2 separate regions of the Mus musculus genome follow, and region 2 is linked to region 1. A link is a loop called in an ENCODE intact Hi-C map of the cell type or tissue named here. Cell type or tissue: heart. All regions are shown on one strand. Each heading gives the region's core, and the rest is flanking DNA. Links, peaks and the distances in the headings are about the cores only. Region 1 holds the start of Psmd5 (proteasome (prosome, macropain) 26S subunit, non-ATPase, 5). Region 2 holds the start of Rabepk (Rab9 effector protein with kelch motifs).

The links. Hi-C counts contacts between places; a loop is a spot of excess contacts. Peaks named below come from ENCODE experiments on the same cell type or tissue, not always from the same donor. Only the 100,000 strongest peaks of a DNase experiment are listed, where the experiment ranks them.
Region 2: it touches region 1 in a loop (4-fold over the local background); 3 of 42 quality-filtered maps call a loop at or near these places.

Annotation. Positions count from the first base shown.
Region 1 is chr2:34,866,016-34,876,732 of GRCm38, reverse strand. Psmd5 (proteasome (prosome, macropain) 26S subunit, non-ATPase, 5) reads left to right here and starts at 5,771. Exons shown (of 10, transcript NM_080554.2): 1 at 5,771-5,983; 2 at 9,696-9,840; 3 at 10,638-10,717. The coding sequence starts at 5,811. It overlaps Cutal (cutA divalent cation tolerance homolog-like), which reads right to left and starts at 2,337. Exons shown (of 6, transcript NM_030021.3): 1 at 2,142-2,337. The coding sequence starts at 2,207. In heart, for the core only: no CTCF peak of the experiment used is centred there; a DNase peak (open chromatin) is centred at 5,702; H3K4me3 peaks cover 3,872 bases; H3K27ac peaks cover 2,472 bases; H3K27me3 peaks cover 1,625 bases.
Region 2 is chr2:34,796,721-34,807,437 of GRCm38, reverse strand. It overlaps Rabepk (Rab9 effector protein with kelch motifs), which reads left to right and starts at 7,526. Exons shown (of 8, transcript NM_145522.4): 1 at 7,526-7,687; 2 at 10,005-10,063. The coding sequence starts at 7,670. Fbxw2 (F-box and WD-40 domain protein 2) reads left to right here. Exons shown (of 8, transcript NM_013890.4): 7 at 1-160; 8 at 1,439-3,074. The coding sequence ends at 1,727. In heart, for the core only: CTCF peaks have their summits at 4,923 (motif pointing left) and 5,706 (motif pointing left); DNase peaks (open chromatin) are centred at 5,137 and 7,657; H3K4me3 peaks cover 3,911 bases; H3K27ac peaks cover 3,181 bases.

The DNA of each region.
Region 1 (10,717 bases), core at 1,161-9,160:
GGGACGTGACTATAATGTGTATGTTGTGTGTGTACACTTGCATACATGTGCTTGGGAAGACCCGTTCAGAGGTCAATGTTGGGTGTCTTTCTCAGATGCTTTTCACCTTTTTAAAAAATATTCTTCTGAAATTAAAATATAATGTCATTCTCTCTTCTCCTTCCCCCTCCACCTCTCCCACTTTCCCTCCCTTTCTTTGTTACTATTGCATATATATAAACACATATATAAATACAACCTGTTGCATCTACTCAATGTTACGTGTGTGTGTATATATATACATATATAGACAACCTGCTCAATCTAGTGTTGTGCATGTATGCGTGCGCGCGTGTGTGTGCATGTGCGTGTGCATGTGTGTGTGTGTGTGTGTGTGTGTGTGTGTGTGTAGACTGCTTCTGCTCTCAGAATTCCTTAGTTGCCTGTAGTTCTTTGTCCAGGGCCATTTTATGTTTTGAGACGGGGTCTCTCACTGGCCCTAGACCTCAGTGGCTCAGCGAGGCTGGCTGGTCAGTGAACTTCAGGGTCTACTGCCCTGCAATCCCCAGCATCCCTAGTGCTGAGGTTACAGATGTGCTGCTGTGTGCTTCTTGACATAGCTACTGGAAATCTGAATGACACTCATGGCCAGCTCCTTGCTGACTAAGCCACCTCCCCAAACTTAGTTTTAAAGAAACATTGTCAGATTATAAATGGTTTATACTTTATATCTTTTCTATACAGCTTTTTTTTCCATTTTTTATTAGGTATTTAGCTCATTTACATTTCCAATGCTATACCAAAAGTCCCCCATACCCACCCACCCCCACTCCCCTACCCGCCCACTCCCCCTTTTTGGCCCTGGCGTTCCCCTGTACTGGGGCATATAAAGTTTGCGTGTGCAATGGGCCTCTCTTTCCAGTGATGGCCGACTAAGCCATCTTTTGATACATATGCAGCTAGAGTCAAGAGCTCCGGGGTACTGGTTAGTTCATAATGTTGTTCCACCTATAGGGTTGCAGATCCCTTTAGCTCCTTGGGTACTCTCCCCAGCTCCTCCATTGGGAGCCCTGTGATCCATCCATTAGCTGACTGTGAGCATCCACTTCTGTGTTTGCTAGGCTCTGGCATAGTCTCACAAGAGACAGCTACATCTGGGTCCTTTCGATAAACTATACAGCTTTTCTAATTTTATATTTAAATAAAATATTGTATGTATCTGTTCAGTTATTTCTTACTTGGTCCAGTCATTATCCCTTTTTTTTTTTCCTTTCTTTCTATTTTGCTTTTTTAGACAACCTTGCTAAGTACCCTTGGATAGCCTGAACTCGTTATGTAGACCCGGTGAGCCTTGAACTTGCAGGGATTCTGTTGCCTCAGCCTATGTTGGGATTACAGACCAACCATGTGGGCTCCTTTCTCTCTGTCCTAGAGTATTTACCGTGCCTTTAAGAAATGAGTCACAAATCCAGGATGAGGCAGAGGAAGCCTCACCTGATCCAGTGGATTACATTTTAACCAACCTAGCTTTAAGGAATCTGTAAAACCCTTGAGATCAACACAACTTTCAGCTTATACCTTTTTCTGGCTACAAATCCAGAACTTAATAAAAATAAAAATCCTCAAATAGACTTACAGCAGCTTTCACAAATAAAGAAATAGTGGCCAGAGAAAGGGAGTAATCACTCCAAATGTGGGTACCAAAATCAGGCAGAGAGAACCTTGGACTCTGGACGCTCCTACAGTCCTGTCCTCATTACCATTGGCAGCTACTATGCCACTGTCTACATTCGCTTTTTCGGACACTTCAGAGATGAGATAGCAGCCTGCTGAAAACAGGCGTAACTGTAATAGGCAAAGACCTAATAAACAGGGCTTAGGAGACTGCACCGCAAGCACTCTCCCCTCACAGAGTACAACCCCATTTATCCCCTCGCGGCAGGCGTGAGAGGGTGCTGCTAACCCATTAACACTGGATGGCCTCCTGGACCTGGACGGGAAGGACTCCCAAGACTCTCAACTGTTCTCCCACAAACCTGCCCACACTTCAAACCCCGAAAACAGCGAAGAGAAATACCTTTCCTTCAGTTCTTCTCCCTCTGTCCCCAGGTAAAAGCCTCAGGGCGGGCAAGGAGGACGGTATAATCAACCCGGGCACTCACCAGGAGGCATGTAAGGACGAGCCTGAGGGAGCCCGGTGGAGGGCACCGTGATTCCGGTCTGTCCATGGTGGTGTTGGGGATTGGGGATTTAGCCCTAGGCAGTAACCGTGAACTACAGCCTCAGGTAGGGTGCGGGCCGGGGAGGCGGGCACTGAAGCCTAAGCTGCAGCCTCCTTCCCCTGCACACACCTTTTTCCAGGACACTATCCAGCTTGCCCCTCCCAGCGGGGCTGGCCAGCAGCGGGTCAGCAGGCAGGGAAAGAAAGCTGGCTTCTGTTTGTTTGTTTTTTTCCCCCACTAGTTAACACCTCTTCCGAGCTTACTTTTCAGAGCTACTGTTCTTACAAAAACTAATGCTACTTTTCCTTCCTATTCATGTAAACAAACCACATAGGTAGACAAAGACAAAGCCTTTCTTAGGAAACAAAACCTTCTGAAACCCCAGCGCACAAAGCCTGAACACACAGATAAAATCCTTCTGTAAACAGGCCAAAGCCACCCACAAAAACCAGCAAGTGAATCGCACACACTCATCGAACTGCCTCCCTGGCCTTAAAGCCTACAGTTCTAGTGTGCCAGAGGCAGAAGCAGAGGCAGGTGGATCTCTGTGAATTTGAAGCCAGCCTGGTCTGCGAAGCAAGTTCCAGGTAACAACACAGAGAAAACCACCCCTCAACACACACACAGACACACACAGACAGACAGACACACACACACACAGAAAGAGAGAGAGAGTGAGAGAGAGAGAGAGAGAGAGAGAGAGAGAGAGAGAGAGACCTGTACTTGTGCCCAGTGAATTCATTTCTCTCTTCCCAAACCAGTTGCTCTGGGAAGCCTTTCTTAGAATTCAGCCCAATATCATCTTTTAACACACATCATACACACTTAGAAGCATTCCAATGGGGGGGGGGGCTGCCACAAACTGGAAAAGCAATAAGCCAGCAGCTGAGTATTGTCCTTCAGGAATGCAGAATCCTCCGTTGCTAGAGTTGCTAACTTTTTGGAAACTATTTTATTCTGTGCTTGGAGAAATGGCTCAGTACTTAAGAACAATTGTTGGTCTTCAGAGGACACAGGTTCAGTTCCCGGAATCCACATGTCAGCTCACAGCCATCCATAACTGTTCTAGGGGATCCAACGCCTCCACAGGCACCAGACAGACATTCAGGCAAACACACACATAAAAGTACAAACATCTAAATATATATACTCTTTGGATTCTATATATTCTTAGTTCTTTGGATTTTTGTTTGTTTGTTTGTTTGTTTTTCGAGACAGGGTTTCTCTGTGTAACCCTGGCTGTCCTGGAACTCACTCTGTAGACCAGGCTGGCCTCAAACTCAGAAATCCGCCTGCCTCTGCCTCCCAATGCTGGGATTAAAGGCGTGCGCCACCACCTCCCGGCTTCTTTGGATTTTTTTTAAAAAGAGAGTTGTCCATTTATTTATTTAGTGTATCTGTGAGGTTCTGGCAATGTGCCATGTTGCACATATAGGGGTCAAAGACACTTTGCATAAGTCTGTTCTCTCTTGTTAGCCATGTAGTTTTTGTCCAAGGAACTGAACTTGGCAGCAAGTGTACTTGCCTGCTAAGCTATACTGCATTGGCTCAAAGATTTCCAAATTTTTAATTTAGCTCTTTAATGTGACATATCCTAACTTGACAATGATTACAACTCCAGACATAGGGAAAGAGACACAGCATAAACTGGTTATGGCACTATTTTGTATCTAGATTATTCTGGTGTGTGTGTGTGTGTTTTAGTTCAACAAAATAGACAACCTATTGAGCCAATAGAGATGAGTTTGAGCCAGAGAGATGGCTCATTAGGTAAAAGTGCTTGCCACCACACCTGAAGAATTAAGTTCAATCCCAGAACCCAAATGATGGAAAGAGAGCAAGTTGCCCTCTGACCTCCACACATATTGTGGCATGTGTATGTCTCTATGTGCCAGCACTTAAGACTATGTGCCACGGTGTGGCATTCAGAAGACAACGTGTACGAGTCAGCTCTCTCCTTATACCATAAAGAATGGAACTCAGGTCTTCAGCTTGCCAGCAAGTGCCTTTATCTGCTGAGCCATCTCAAGCCAGGATCCAGGGCAATTGCAACCAGTGAGGGCTGAGGCCTAGCATAGGCAACATTCGCTTTGCTTAGAGTCATCTTCAGTCTGTGGTTGCAGGGATTGGTCTTCTTGTCTATGGATATAGACTCTTGGCTCACTTTTCCCAATATTATTTTTAACCAAATCAATTCTCCATTCTTTTTAAATCTCATCAGCTCTAGGGAAACGTGTGTGGCCACTCACAACATACTCCTAAGTTTCTCGCAAGCTTTAAGAATGACTGGCTATGTGTCATCTTTTTTTTTTTTTAAACTTCTTTTACAACTACTAAAAGTAGTATAAGGCTGCTGTGTTACTTAAGTGAGTTTTCTTTTTCAACGCAGGGAGCAAAGTGGTCAAATGTCTTCTTGATATAATTCCTGAATGTCTGGAAAATATTATGATCCAAGGGCTACAGAAAACAAGCCCCTGGGAGTTTGGAGGGCTGGGGAGGAGTCTGAATGCCTGGGACTTCTGTTCATAATCACCCACACCTTTAATTCAAGAGTTTTCTCTGCCAATTAGCTTCTAGGCTTCAAGGGTACGATAATCGTGAAGTAACGAAAAGAGAAGACAACGGTTAGTGACAGTTCTCCGTGTGTATGACATAAAATGGGGAAACGGGTAGTTTAACCTTTTCCAAAAGAGTGGGATTAGGGTCTTTGTAAAGTCGCAGAGTTTTATTGTTGTCACCTGAGTCCCTGACATGCACGCGCGAACACACATACAGATGGGCATCCCATCCTTAGTCTCCTCTAAGCTTCCTGGATTTTTGTCTCTTTCCGTAAAAGAACAGGAAGCCATGCGTTCCAAAACAGACTCATCTCCTTGGCACAGGGGACCAAATGAGGTCTACAACTCTGACCAGACATTCCAACGGCTTGAAATAGTTGGTTGTCAACTAGCTTTTAATGGTTCTTCTCCAACAACCCCGTGTTTCGCAGATGGCAGCGATTTTTAAGCTTCTCTCCCTCTCTCTCTCCTCTCTCTCTTTCACGAAATATATATAGCTTGTCCTTGACCACTGATTTCCATCAGACACTTCTGTGTGCATTTGGTCTCGGAGTCTGAGGCCAGCCCCTCCATGGCCTGCTCCTTCTCTCCGCACTAAATGCTATGTCTGTCCTTCGGTGATTACGTCACGCGCAGACTCTGGAAGATGCCGAAAACTTCCTGCACATCGGCCCCAAACTTCTCTTAATCAGGCCTTCCATTGGCTGACAGACGTCAAACCGGCGCCCCACGTCCAAGTTTTCGGGGACCATGTGCCTCATCTTGATGGCCACCTGGCCTCGGACTCGGGTTCAGTCATCCCGGTTCCGTCACGGAGGCCTCTGCGGAGAGCGTGCACAAAGCCTCTTGATCCCCTGGGCGGTCTCAGTCTCTTAGTCTCCCGGCACGCGCAAGACTCCGGGCCCCAAAGAAAGGGGCGGGGACCGCGTTGAGAAAGGATCTCGCGAGACTTGACAGATCTGCTGGGAGGCTTCGCTCCGTAAGATCTCGCGAGATTCAGAGAGGCGCTCTGGGAACCTAGTAGGTGGGCGGGCAGACGGGAGCCAGGGAGATGGCGGCGCAGGCTGTGTCGCTCCTGCGGGAGGTGGCGCGGCTGGAGGCGCCGCTGGAGGAGCTTCGTGCGCTGCAGTCAGTGGTGCAGGCTGTGCCGCTGCACGAGCTTCGCGAGCAGGCGGCGGAGCTACGCCTCCGCCCGCTGTTCTCCTTGCTTAACCAGAACAATCGGTGAGAGAAGCACCGGGCTTGGGCGGGTAGGGATGGCTGCAGGGGTCTTTCGGAGAAAAGTCCAGGTTGTCCAATTGCAAGATGTCCACAACTGTGTGTTGCCCGGGTCTTGACGGTTCTCCTCTCCGGAAGGAATCTTCTGCTGATATTGTGGCGGGGTCCACGGCACGCCTTTTAATTTCAGTATCCAGTGAATGCTTGTCCAGTGGAATTAAAATGTACGGAATAACAGATTTGTGAGACAGCAAAACTTTAAACTAGAAACAACCATATTAATAAATCATTAAGGACATAAATTATTGCTGCGTAACGTTGCGCGGCCGATCTGTGTATGTATGAAAGTGTTGAATGTAAAAAAAAAAAAAAAGGAAAATTGTAAAGCTTATGTGTAAATTAATCCACTATATACCCCTTACAAGCGAGAGTAAACTGCATAACCCAGGATTATATGTAGAAGTTATTAATGTGCAACTGGAATTAAAATGTTAGGATAGCAACTTTTGATGAATATGCATCTATAGCATTAAATTAGAAATGTCTTGTATTTGTTAACTTGATCATTTAATGTGCTTTTTGTATTTGAATTTTAATTTGAAAAGATAGTGAGCTCCAGTCAGTCAGCACTGAATGCTTTCAGTGCGCTTTCTTACCTCCCTTCTGCTACATCTCTTACTCCTGCTACGTCTGCTAAGTTGGTTTTAACAGTCAGTATTTTAGTGGTTATTTTCCTTTTCTGACTAGCCCTCACCCTGCAACCAGAACTAATGTCTCAGGTCAGTTGGCTTAGCTTGTCTGTGGAAATCATGATTGTATAGTTTGGTATTTGGGCCCTTCCTGGTAGCTTTCCAGTCTGCTTTTCCAGGCTACTCTCCTTCATTTACTCCACTGAGCGCATCTGTTCCACTACCGTGTTACCATCACTAACGTTCCTAGAGCATGACTTGGCACTTTCTGAACTCCTCTCACACCAGTTCTACTGACTGTGGACCCAGCCCATGTGCCACCTCCCCAAAAAAGTCTTTCTCCAGCTGCAAGTGGCTCTTCGTCAGACACCATAATGACATTATCATTTTTCTGTTTATAATTCTGGATACCTTTCCCTTGTTATAATTCTGTGTGTGTCTTTGTGGTTAGGAAACACATTTGTTCCTCTCTGCATCTGCCCTGAAGTACAGTTCAGGAAATACATGGTAAATACAAGATGAGGCCTACAGCCTTTAAAGAAGGTACTGGGTCCAGTTTTGTTAGTTTGTTTTGAAATAGGATCTTGCTGTATAGAGCTTGTCTTAAACTCAGTATGTAGCTCAGGCTCTCTCCCAGGGCTTCTCCCTAGCCGGCTTTTCATATTGAAAATGAAAAGACTCTGAAAAATCATAGTGCAGGTTGGCAACAGGAACCAAAGTTGGGAAGTTTGGGAATATAGTAAATGGAGAAGACAGTTTGCTGCGTGCTGGGGTGGTATTCTAGGAAGCTTTTTGGTTGTTTTTTGTTTTTTTTGAGACAGGGTTTCTCTGTATAGCCCTGGCTGTCCTGGAACTCACTTTGTAGACCAGGCTGGCCTCAAACTCAGAAATCCGCCTGCCTCTGCCTCCCAAGTGCTGGGATTAAAGGCATGTGCCACCACGCCCGGCTTCTAGGAGGCAGTTTGAATGGGCACTTAGAGCTGGATATGTACTATATATGGCAGTTGCAATATGTTGGAGTGATTCTCCTCTGATAGTATTGCAGTCTCCACACTACACTACTGTTACTAATTTGTTGTCTAGACCACATAAGAAATTCTGCTGATTCAGGTTCTGGGTTTGTTGCTGTAAATCTGTAATCTTGACACCTTGCGTGAGGGAAATTTAACACCTAAGATCACTGATACTCACCATAGAAGTCCAACAAGGATGACTGACTTACCACCTTTAGCTTGCTTGGCAGCTAAGGCTCACATAGGACCTGAGACAGTTTATACACAATACACTTTAAACCATCACTGCTTTTAAAAATTATTTTAAGAGAGAGAGAGCAAGCATGTGTGTGCTCGCTGGAGTGCATGTGTGGGGACAACTTCAGGGAATCTATTCTCATCTTCCAATTTGTTGAGGCAGGACATCTGGGGGTCTTTTTGTTGTTTATTTTCCCCCTTCTCCCCCCCAACCCCCATCACCACCCATCAGACTCCTGGCCAGTGGCTGTCAACTGTCCTAATGCTACAACTCTTAGATACAGTTCTTTGTGTTGTGGTGACCACCAACCATAAAATTATTTCTTCATAACTGTAATTTTGCTACTGGTGTGAATTGTAGTATAAATATCTGTGTTCTGGTGGTCCACCCCACAAAGAGGCTGTGACCCACAGGTTGAGAACCTCAGCTCCAAGCTAGCTGGCCTGTAAGCATCCTGCAATTCTACTGTCAGGTGCATAGTACTATAATGCAGTGTTTCCCTTGGGTTCTGCAAGTCGTCGGGCTGGCTTTGTGAGCCTTCTCACTGAGCCATCCAGTCTCTCTAGGGAATCTGGGAATTGCAACTCAGCTCCTCACGTACATGGCAGGTGCTTTACCCACTGAGCATCTCCCCAGCTCAAGTGTGCTCATTTGTAAGGTTTTTGATTTGTATTCTTATCGCAGTCTTGGAAAGTTAGGCCAGTTTAATTCTATCCTGGCATCAGACATAAATTAGCCCATTTATTTATATTGCCTATTAAGAGGCAAGTAAATTGTTCGGGAACAAGATCCATACCTACAGCAAGTAGTCATCAAGTTCGGAGTGGTTTACCTCTCTGATAGCTTTCAGGCGTTTTCCCTTTTCTCCCCTTTGCTGATGCTCTGATTTGCTCCTTCATCACCTTCCACATCCATTGGCTGCTTTCTACTGGAACAACCTCTCTATCATGCTGCAGAGCGGCCTCTCCTCTTTCTTCTTCATGTCTTCTTTTGTTCTGTCAACTTGGCGTTAGGGGTTGGCCCAGGACTTTGTACATGCTGTGTATGTATGTTCCACCCCTGAGTCTCATCTCAGCCCCCAAGAGATGGCTGTAAGCCAACTGTCCTTGTGTCTATCCCCAAGAGATGGCTGTAAGCTAGCTGTCCTTGTGTCTGTTCTCTGCTTAAAGCCACTGCATCACTGGGCATTGCTTCTCTGGAAAAGCCAAGGATGGCATAAGAACCTCTTAGTTTTGTTTCTTACCACTCATCTTACCCTCTGCCATCTCTACCCTCCCCAGTCCAGAGCACAGGCATGACATGCTCCGTAAGGCTTCTTTGCAGTATTAGTGCAGTATCTGATTTGTCTGTGTGTTCTTGTGTGCTGCGACTTCCTCTGCTTGAAACACCTTTCTAAGCCATTCATTCCTGGGTCTTCCTGAACACTTAGTTCCGAGTTACTGCTCCTGGAAGCCTTACCCATATCTTGCAAACTTACTTTTAATCTGCTACAGCTTCTATCCCTAGCTTATGGCATACATCTATACTTTGTCTATCTTATTGTGTGCATGTCTTCTATTAGAGTGACCTTTCTGAAGCTAGACAATATGTCCTATCTGTCTCTGTAGCCCCAACACAGGCATTGCAAAGAGTTTAGTGCAGAGATACACTAAATGTCTAATAAGTGACGAGAATCTGCTTCTTTGAAGAAAGTGTTCAGGAGAAATCGTCACTTTAGGTGTTAGGTTGTTGTCTCCAGCCTGACGTGATATGACTGAGACCTGTGCTGTCTCCTTTAGGGAACAGACTGCTTTGTGTGTCTCCATTCTGGAGAGGCTGCTCCAAGCTGTGGAGCCGATTCACTTGGCCAGGAACCTCAGGCTTGACCTGCAGAGGGGACTGACTCACCCTGATGACTCTGTAAAAACCCTCACTCTGTCGCAGGTATGGAATCATAGTGGTAAATGCAGAAACGTCTAAGTCACTCACTGAAGCCCTTGGATGTGGCAGGTGTGCTGCCACTGCTGTGCGAGCTCACGAGATCAACCTGTAAGGAGCTCCCAGGCTGTAGAAACTGACTTTTAGGGGTTTAGAAGTTACTCTGCTATATCACGTTGTATTGGAGAAGCTTGAACCAAGTGTAAACTTCACAAAGCCAACACATTATAGTAGCGGCTTTCATCCTGACAGCCAGATATCATAGCGTTTGTGTGGTACGCTGCTGGGGTCATGTATGTTAGGCACTGCAGTTGGTTACCCAGCAGTCTGCAGCTTTCCCTTCTCTTCTCTAATCTGTGCATTCCGTTTGCGGTGGGTGGGAGGGTGGTATTTATTCATTCCCCATATATATGCCAGAAACTATAGCATTGTAGCAGATACTTTGCCTCATCCATTTAATCTTCTTACTGCCCTAGAATTAAAAATGGTATTCTTATTTTTCTAAAAAAAAAAAAAAAAAAAAAAAAAAAAATTCAAAGACGGTAATTTATCCAAGATTTGTACAACTAAAAATCGACATGCTGGTTTGACTCACCTGTCTCCACTCTTTACCCACTGTTTATTGTTCCTTCCCACTTAAAAGCATGACTATACCCTGTGTGTGTTTGGCTTTAGTGAAGTTGTAGTAATTTGTGTGATAGCTGTAATAAGTACTTGTAATAATCACACACTAAAAAATACAAATATCCTTTGTTTGTGTGTTCTATTTGGGAAGAGTGTCTCTCTGCCTTTTTTTCCCCCAGATTGGAAGAATTGTTGAAAATTCAGAAGCTGTTACTGAGATTCTCAATAATGCTGAGCTGTTGAAACAGATTGTTTATTG
Region 2 (10,717 bases), core at 1,297-9,296, 69 kb after region 1:
TTGGGAGAGAAATCAACTGTAAGTGCTTGAAGACACTGTCTGTCTCTGAGGATAGAAGTATCTGCCTGCAGCCAAGACTTCATTTTGATGGAAAATACATTGTCTGTAGTTCAGCCCTGGGTCTGTACCAGTGGGACTTTGCCAGTTATGATATTCTCAGGTAATGTTTCCTTAGGCCAGCATGTGCTCTGTGTTAATTAGAAGTTTTATGCCCAACACATGGTAAATGATAGGTTAAAAAAATGGCCCTCCCTTCCTAATGTCAAATTCAAATCTGGGTGGTGGGGTGGTGGTGGTGATGGTAACTTTTCCTTTGAACCTAGTTCTGTTTTCTAGAAGTTGTAATGGGAGGCCTTCTCTATCCACACTCTGCTGTTTGACAGTAATAATGTGTTGTTTCCCTTCCTGACATTCTGTTTTGCTTACTCTAGCTCAGAGGTTCTCAATCTTCCTCATTTTGTAGTGACACCAGCCATAGAATTATTTCATTGCTACTTCATAACTATAACTTTTGCTACTGTTATGAATCGCAAACATCTGTATTTTCCAGTGGTCTTAGACCCCTGTGAAAGGGTTGTTCTACTCAAACGCTGCTCTAGCTATTATCCTTGGCTGTTCTTGCTTCACCGAGTTTACCAGCCACCCCCGTTCTAGTTGGCCTCTTAGACATAAGCTGGTCTAAGATATTGCTGGTGTCCTTGTTAACATCTAAACTAACCTCCCAACCAAAGGAGCCTAAGGAGGTTGCCGTGGGAAAGTGTAGACTCCAGACAACATCTGACTTGTCCTGTCAATCTGGTGCTTGACACAGGGAAGCTGCTTTGATTTTTGTTTTTCTTTTTTCATTGGTGCATATATTGCATTAGGTCTCCCATTTTGTGTCTTGGTCATTGGTATTTGGGAACTGCCACCCTATGAAAGCTGTGACTGATTTTCCAACTTAGCCAGTTGTTTCTAAAACCTATGAATCCATTGTTAATAGATGCTTATAAATTCCCAGCAGTTTTTACTATCTCTAGCTAGTAGTATTTTTAGAGAAAAAGCCATTTAGACTTGTCCTGAGGATGAATCAGGCTTCATTCTGGTTTTCACCCCTAACCAACAGATTCTGTGAACTCCTGCCTGGGTGTCAGTTTCTAAGTCTTAAGAGTGCAAATGATTAAATAAAGTGGTTTTTATAATTTGAATTATAAGTTAACCTGTAGAATCCTTTCAAGCCTGGATGGATATTTTGTGTTTATCAAACATAACACCTTGCCTCTGCTTGTCTGTCAGAGGGCAGGTTTCTTCTTCCCTGCTTTTTGTAAGTAGGCTAACTTTTATCCTCATGGTATTCTTTTAATCAAAAATTCTTATTAGCTCTAAATTTGCTTGGGAGTTTTAAGTGTCTCCAGCCATGTTTCCTTTGCCTCATGACCCTGAACTCTCCTCCTTATAGGGTCATCAAGACACCTGAGGTAGCAAACTTGGCCTTGCTTGGCTTTGGAGATGTCTTCGCCCTGCTGTTTGACAACCACTACCTATATATCATGGACTTGAGGACAGAGAGCCTAATTAGCCGCTGGCCTCTGCCAGAGTACAGGAAATCAAAGAGAGGCTCCAGCTTCCTGGCAGGCGAAGCGTCCTGGTTGAATGGATTGGATGGGCACAATGACACGGGCTTAGTCTTTGCCACCAGCATGCCTGACCACAGTATTCACCTGGTGTTATGGAAGGAGCATTGCTGACACCAGGAGCTACCACCGCTGACTGACTTTGGGTGCCAGGGCTGCGGGTTTTGGGTGCAATGTCTATGGCAGCCAACTGCATGAACCAAAGTTCTCACCTAAAGGTATCATCACGCAGTGCACAATCATTTATCTGTTTGCCAGGGCTGGGGCGGGGAGGGCTTGTTTACTGACATACACCGCAGCATGCTAATGGGATACACCATTGACTTCATTTGTACTTAGTTATGTTGGTCAGTGTAAGAGAGGTTGCATTTTTGGATTTATCTTTCTGAGTGGAATATTGAGTAAAGAAAGTTAAATGATTCACTAATCTGCTAATTGGTTGCCCATAAAATCACATGGAGTCTGTTATTAAAGTTTTTTTCCAATAGCCTTTGTTCTTTGAAATTGAAGCAAAGGTGCTATGTTATAGCAACTTTTCTCACATGGGGTTTAGATTTTAAAAGAGCCATTGTTAAAACATCTTTGAATTCTGTGACATTCATTAACTTTCTACTAGATCCCTTAAATCTACAAATGTCTTCCAACACAGATCTGAGTCTGCTGGTTGACTGCACTGGGCTATAACCCATAGTTCTTGGCAGAGGCAGGGTTGGCTATGTTAAGATATAAAGGTTTTCTGAAGCTTTAGTTTACATGTAAAAAGCTAGTCCCTAACTGGCTGGTGGCACAGGTGACCTGGAGTGATAAAGAGCTCTGAGCTGGAAAATGAGTGTCTGGCATTACTTCAGTCATGTGCTTTTTCTGGCTTGTTTCCTCAGATGTGTGATCGGCTAAGATTCCTCTAGGCTAAAATATACACTTGTACACACATAAATACACTGACAATAAAGCAGATTAATCTGATAAAAACTATTTAAAACTATTTCCAGGGCAGGGAATTTCCCTAATTTTTGATTAACTACTAAGAAAAAAATTACAATTTTTTGGTGTAGGCTGGAGAAATGACTCGGATTAAGAGCACATACTGCTCTTGTAGAGGGCCTGGGTTCTATGACCAGCACTCATGTCAGGTGTTTGCAATGTCAGATGTTTACAACTGCTTATACCTGCAGCTCCAGAGAGATATAACGTTGCCTCTGGAGGTGTGTGTGCAAATTCCCCCCCCCCTCCCAGACAACAGTAGATATGAATTCAGGGCCAGCCTAGTCTGTAAAGTGCATTCTGGAACAGCTAGGGCTACACAGAGAAACCAAAAATAAAATAAATCTAAAAGCACACAACAGGAACTGGAGTGGTTCCAGTTAAAAGAGCTTACTACTCCTACTAAGACTAGGTTCAATTCCCACCACCCTCTGCTCTGCCAGCACCAACATACACATGTTGCACATAAACTCACACAGGTACGCTTACACATACATAAATAACACATCTTTTTTAAAAAATTCAGGGCTGGGAAGATGGCTCAGCGGGTAAGAGCACTGACTGCTCTTCCAAAGGTCCTGAGTTCAAATCCCAGCAACCACATGGTGGCTCACAAATATCTGTACAGCTACAGTGTATTCATATACATAAAATAAATAAATCTAAAAAAAGCGCTTTGTTTTAAAAAAAAATTCAGTTCAACCCTCATACCACAATAAAATAAACTATAGGAGAATCAGGGGCTCAAGGCAGCTTGGGGTACATGATGTTGTATACCCATACACATAAAAAAGGGGTGGGGCTGGAGGTTGATCAGCAATGAAGCCTGTGCAGAGGACCACATCTGGAGCTCACAAATGCCTGGCCTCGGAGGGTACCACATGTACATACCTACATACACAAATATTAATTAAAAATGTCATTGGGCTGGTGAGGTGGCTCAGCAGTTAAGAGCACTGACTGCTCTTCTGGAGGTCATGAGTTCAAATCCTAGCAACCACATGGTGGCTCACAGTCATCCTTAATGAGAATCAAATAAAATCCGTGGGCCGGAGTGAGGGGGGCCAGAGCAAGAGGGAGAAGGGAAGGGGTGGGGGGAAAAAAAGAAAAGCACAGTGCAGCTAAGCATGGTGGTTAGGTTGAAGCTTTTGGAAAGCAGAAGCAAGAGGATCGGGAGTCTCCTCAGGTCCATAAGGTAAATTTTGCATGCTTGTTAACTGATTTAAATATCAACTTCATGTGCCAAAAGAAAAAATAAACACACACAGAGCAAAAATCTTCCCAAGAGAAATATAATTCACAAACAAAAATGTAATCTTTTCTTGAAAAAGGTGGTTTTAAGTTCATAGCTTAAAATTGTCATAAAAACATCATTAAAAGAAATTCAGATGAGCACTTATGCACTTACTACATAGTAAATCAAAGTTAATAGAATAGTCACTACCATCAATAGGATAAACATCAATGGGGACCTAACCTAAGTACTACATTTGATAGAAGCAAAATGTTTGAAAACAAGTGTTTTACCAACAGTTTACTTCCTTTACATTCTTTAACACTCGTTTTATTTTGTCTTTTTCTTTCGGGGAGGGGGGTTTGAGACAAGGTTTCTCTGTGTATAACCTTGGCTGTCCTGGAACTCACCCTGTGGCATAGGCTGGCTTCAAACTCAGAGATAGACCTGATTGTGTCTCCCGAGTCCTGAAATTAAAGGAGTGCGCCACCATGGCCAAGCTACTTTAACGGTCCTATTGAACTGAGTAAGACCTACTTTGGAAAACCAAGAAAACGACACTTTGAGTTACAGGGGAACAGCTCAGAGGTCATAAAAACATTTGAACTTATTGATAAGCAACTGCTTGTTCACTTAAATAGCTCAGCAACGTGCTAAGAAACGGGATCCACATCCAAATTATCAGAAGAAAACTACCACTCCTAAGAAGCAATTTAGGGGAGTGGTGAAGCTGAGGCGACTTGTCATTCTCTCCCATTATGGTCGCATCGATCCCGCCCACCGGCTTCCACCTCTCAGGGTCTTAAACACACCGCGGCCGCGTCCCTGGAGCAGACAGCGGCTCCTGTTACCTCTGCTGGGAGGACCCCATCCCGGGAGCACTACCCGCTCGGCCCGGCTCCGTCTCCGGGAGGCCGAGCGAGTTAAAGTGAGAGTCTTTAAGCTCGGAGTCCCGTGAGGGTCAGGGGATCGTGACATCCCCCGGGATCTCCCCTCAAAGAACTGGACAGCATTCGGGGGATCCGGGCTCCCCTGGTTCTCCGCGTCACGCCGCCTCGGACCCGGTCCTTTCACACCGCGGAGCGCCCTCCGCCGGAAGGGGCTTGCCTCGCAAGCTGGACGGCCTCCGGCCCGGCTCACCTTCGGGTCGTTCTAGGGAAGGTACTTGCACTGCCGCGCTATCTCCACATACTTGTCCAGATTCAGCGGCGCCATTTTAGGGAGAACAAACCGCATCGCTGCCAGCGGCGGAGGCCGAAGCCGGAACCGTCCTTACGTCACGTCCGACCCGTGAGTGGAGTCTGCGCAGTGACGTCAAAGCCTGACTCTCTTCAGAACCCCGACACGCCCCGCGTCGGGTCTCCACGAGAACCCGGCTGTCCTGCTGATGAAACCTAGGACCTGTGGCTGTCTGCCGCGGGGAGTGCTGGGATTTGTAGTTTTAGTGAAAAGCTCTTCTACTCTTGCAACAGACTTCACCTTCGAAAAACTAGATGAGGCTTTTTCTAGGGAAGACCACAAAATGAGTAACTGAGAATTCCCTGGCTCTCCCACCCTGTAAAGCACCCTGTCGGTATCTTCAGTTAAAGTTGGAGTAAGTGGCCGGTCGGTGGTGGCTCACGCCTTTAATACCAGCACTTGGGAGGCAGAGGCAGACAGATTTCTGAGTTCAAGGCCAGCCTGGTCTACAGAGTGATTTCCAGGACAGCCAGGGTTACACAGAGAAATCCTGTTTCGAAAAAAACCAAAGAGGGGCTGGAGAGATGGCTCAGCGGTTAAGAGCACTGACTGCTGCTCTTCTAGAGGTCCTGAGTTCAATCCCCAGCAACCACATGGTGGTTCACAACCATCTGTAATGGGGTCTGATGCCCTCTTCTGGTGTGTCCGAGTATAGCAACAGTGTATTCATATACGTAAAATAAATAAATCTTAAAGAAAAAAAAAAGAAGAACAAAACAAAAGAATTTGTCTTGGTTGGTTTGTTTGAGTCATCTTTTTAGCCCCTTGACTCTCATTTTTAAAAACAGAATTCAAACATCCCTCCAAGAACTTAGAATGTGATTTCTAGTCTAAATGAATTGGTTTCTACAATGTAAACCATCTGATAGTCCATTTTTTCTTGATAATATACCCTTCCAGCATGGCTTCTTGGTGTAATCCAAACCAAAAGGCCCAAGGCACATTCTGGAGCTCTGAGAAGGACTCGCTGTCTAAATATATGTTGGGCACATGGCAGAGCCAACCTAGCCCTGATTCTCTCCAGAAGGAAAGCAGAGTGAGGGGCTGGCGAGACGGCTCAGCGGGTAAGAGCACTGACTGCTCTTCCGAAGGTCCCAAGTTCAAATCCCAGCAACCATATGGTGGCTCACAACCACCCGTAATGAGATCTGACACCCTCTTCTGGTGTGCCTGAAGACAGCTACAGTGTACTTACATATAATAAATAAATCTTAAAAAAAAAAAAAAAAGAAAGCAGAGTGAGTGCATACCTCTAAATTCTTTGGCAGTCTATGGGAGCTTTCTGATAATTACAGGCAATCACAAAGACTCAGGTATTGGAAATATAATGGCAAAGTTGTGAAGAGAGCTGTAGCCCAATTTTACTTTGTCCATGAATTTTGGTTATATTTTCAAGTAACTAAATAAATAAATTGGAGTGGGAGCATTGTAAATCTTTTCTGTAAATCACAGCATTTGTATGGTGGAGGCAGCAGAATCAGGAGTTCAAGACCATCCTCAGGTATACAGTGAGATGGGAGGCAAGCCTGGACTGCATGAGACCCTGTCTCAAAATTAAAACCCAAGTTTTTCTTTTACTTGCACTAGTAAATTCTCTAGACAGCTGTGTTCCGATATTGCTATTCCCATTCTATCTATGAGTAAACTAGGGTTCAGAGAGGAGCAGACTCGTCAGACATTTCCCATTTAGTGCGGGAGCTTGTTTGAAGCCAGTCTGTCTTCCCTCTCCCACTAAAGACACACTACTTCTGTTTCTAGGCTGTCTTGAGTTCTGAGGGAAGTTAGTGAGCTCAGAGTATGGTACTCTGTTCACACATAGGCACATAGGCGAGCTATCTTTGTTTTAGGAAAGTCACGGGGCACCTATAGCTAGGACATAGATCAGAGAGGATGCAGATGAAGCTGTCAACAGAGGTAGTTTGTGTCTAGATAAAAATAATCACGGCTTTTACAAAGGACCAGCTCTGGGCCTCCATAAAAATTCCCGACTACAACCTCTATGGAAATCTTAAAATTTGTGTGTCGCTGAGAGAAGACACCAAAAGTATTAATAACTTTCCCCAAGAACATACAGTGTCAATGAACTTTTTATTCTTCAGCGTTTACAATAGGACCTCCTAGTTGTCCTTCGTGTTTAATCTCTCTGCTCAGCCTGTGAGCTCCCGGAAAGCCCAGGGCCTGTGGTCTGGAACGTGCTGTAACCACAAACAGCGATTATGGAAATAACCCGCTTTAGGATCCACAGTTTGAACCAACCTCAAACCTGCACAGGCAAAACCTAGCATCCTATGGCATGCAGGAAATCTCACTCGGGAGCCTGAAGCAGAATTCAAGGTCAGCCTGGCTTACGTGAGTTCCAACCCATCCTTCCCCTTCAGAAGTCACTACTAAGGACTGCTGTAACAAACTCCGTCGGGACCCGAAATTGGAGTTATGGACCGGATGCCAACCAGTACGCAGAGTTCCGGGAGGCCCTGACTAAGTTTGGCGCGTAGTCCCGGAGACCCGGAGGCGTAGAGCGGTTGGCCTGGACGCGCTTCCGGGACTGGGGAAGAGGACGGGCTCCTAAGCTCCGCCCCATGGGTGGAGCCACGTCCAGGACATGCGGGGGCTGCGGCAGGTAATAGGTGCTGGGCTGGAGGTCTCTTAAGGCAGTAGGCTTGAACTGGGTGGGAGGGGTAGTACCCATGGTCTCCGGCCGGTCAGTTTTGGGGAAAGCTGGCAGCCATTTCTCCCTGACCCCGACTTCTTTCGCGCGGAGATGTGGCCGGCAGAGGGGACGCAAAGGAGGTGGCTAGGAGAGTCCCCGCCACGCCGGCCCCTCTAAGCTCTGGGCTGACCCTGTGGTCATTAGCCTAGCCCGCTTGTGGGCCTCATCGGCCCAACTCTCCTTTAATTCCCTTTCTTCATTCGTTTGTCCTTCACTTCTACACTCTGCAGGTCCATTGGTAAGTTATCGGAATGAATCAGAAGGCCGGACATGCTAACATTTTGGAATCTAGTTTCGATACTTTTCTGTTACTTTTATTTTGAGACAAGTCTCACTGTGTAGCTCAAGCTGGCCTCTGCTGCCTCAAGCCTCTCTAGTGCCATGTAGTGCACCACCATGCCTGGCCGATTACAGACTTTTAAATAGATAGTTACATTCAGGGATGTAAGGGTGTAGTTCAATTGGTAGACTGCCTGCCTATCGAGAACTTAGCCCTGGGTTTGATCTCCAGAAGGCATAAAAAGGTATGGTGGTGTTTGCCTGTAATTCCAGCTTTTGGGAGGTGGCAGCAAGAGAAGCAGAAGTTCAGGGTCATCCTTGGCTACATAATGAGTGGGGGCTAGCCTAAGGTACATAAGACCGTGTCTCTAAATGAGTAATGAGTTTAAAAGAAAAGATAATTACGTTCAGAATGACTCCTGTAATATGGTGGTTAAATGGATACAGTCATATATATTGTGGTCTAAACCCAAGTCCTGATTAAGCCTTCCTGCCGAGGGTGTATGTGATGTATATTGCTAATCCCTGAGGCAGGAGCAGTAACTTGAGAGACTGGAAAGGGGTAATCTCTTTAAATAACCTTTGAAATTTTCTGGGACTTGAACCCAGAGCTTTGCCCATGCTAAACAGACACTCTACCACAGAGCCATGCCAACTCCTTGAAACTGGCTTTAAATATCCACTAGCAGTGTGAAAATTTACAGGAAGGAAAGATAGGGGCGGCAGTAATTACCACAGAATGCTTGTTAATTTTATTAAATTCCCACTGGGTGAGGCAGTGCAAGTTATGAAAGTCAGAGGAGCAACAGAAAGCCCAGTATTGCAGGCAAGGCCCCAAAAAGCCACAGAGTGAGATCCTGTCCGAAAATAACAGCAAAAAGATAGAGACCAGAAAACTTGGTTTCTATGGCATGCTAGGGCCAAGGTGAGGCAGGGTTAGCCCTAGATGTCCTAGAACTCACTATGTAGACTAGGCAGGCATAGAAATCACAGAGACCACATGCCCCCACCTCTGCCTCACCGGTGCTGGGATTAAAGGTGTGCACCACTATGCCTGGCTCTCAAAAAAAAAAAGTTTAAATCCAATTTTTAAGTTAGCCTATAAAACAACATGTCTCATTATGCCGTTTTCATATGTTCTGATTTGCACCCGCTGCATGGCTGCCTTCCTTGACACCCTGTGAGTTCTTTATTTTGGAGGTGGTTCTTTCGGGTTTTGTTTGTTGTTTTTGTTTTTGCTTTTCAAGACACGGTTTTCCTGGATAGTCCTGGCTGTCCTGGAACTCACTCTGTAGACCAGGCTGGCCTCAAACTTCAGAGATCCTCCTGCCTCTGCCTCCTGGGTGCTGGTACTAAAAGTGTGTGCCACTACCACCTGGCTAACCTGTTTTATCTTAATAAAGATCTTAAGGCCTCTGACAGTTTGATGTATGTTCATCCCTTATGAGCCTTACAGACAGAAGGAAAACATTAGCTGAGAAACTTCAAAAGCTATGTTGTGTCAACAGCTGGAATGTAACTCAAGATAGACACTTACCTAGCATGCATAAAGCCCTGGATTATCACTGGGGGCCGGGGGGTGGGGGGGGGGCAGCTGGATATAGTGGTTACAGTACTGAGGAGAATTAGGCAGGAGAGTTGCCCAGAGTTGGAAGTCAGCCTGGGCTACTTGTTTCTGAACAAGAAAGAATTATCTCAGAAGTGTGGTAACGTTGATTCAGATTTGTCAGGCCTTTGAACTTCGTACATTCAACCTCAGAGATTTGGGGTGTTTGTTTTGTTTTGTTGTTTTTCTTCCTGGTTTCAACCTGGGGCCTTTCTCATCCTGGGCAAATGCTCTACCACTGAGCTCCTCCACAATCCAATAAGAAAGGTTTGAGAGGGGTGTGGTTGGGTTTGTTGTCTTGTGGGAAGATGTCTGAACACTCCCTTCCTCTCTTCTGCACAGGGCATCATGAAGCAGCTGCCCATCTTGGAGCCTGGAGACAAGCCCAGGAAAGCCACATGGTCTGTAAGGAAGGATTCAGATGCATATAAGAACTTGAGTTTTTGTTTCATGTAGTTTGCTAACACATCTGATTATCACTGCAAAGAGGTAGTCATGAAACTGTGGTAATGAGACTGAAACTGTCTGGGAAGATCTTCAGAGGAAAGATAGAGGGGAAATAATTATCAAAGAGCAGCTGTTAATTTTATTAAAATCTGTTTACCAGGAAGAATAAAGCACTGGCCATCTGGCATCCTCAGCTCCATCCCTCAGGTCCTCCTCTAAGCTGAGACTTTAGGGAATTTGGATTATTTGGCTTTTGTTAAACCCTTCATTCAGCAACTCATAGCGACTAACAGTGATGAGACTGTAAAAGCTCCGAAGCCCTAAGGCAAATGGTCCCTATGTATTGAAGCTAGAGGCAGAGCAAGTGATGGAGTGTGACCTGCACTGAGGGGATCCCAGAAGGGTGGACAAGGTCCCACTGACTCCAACTGAGCCTCCATGCCCACTTCCCACAATTACCTTGCTCCAGAGCCATCACACGTGCTCTGGAGACATGCTCCGGGGTAAAACCCAATAGAGAACTGGCAATGTAGCTTGGTTATAGAGCTCTGCTTAGTATGAATAGTTCCATCCCTCTCCCTGAACAATACGACAAAGCAGGAACCTTA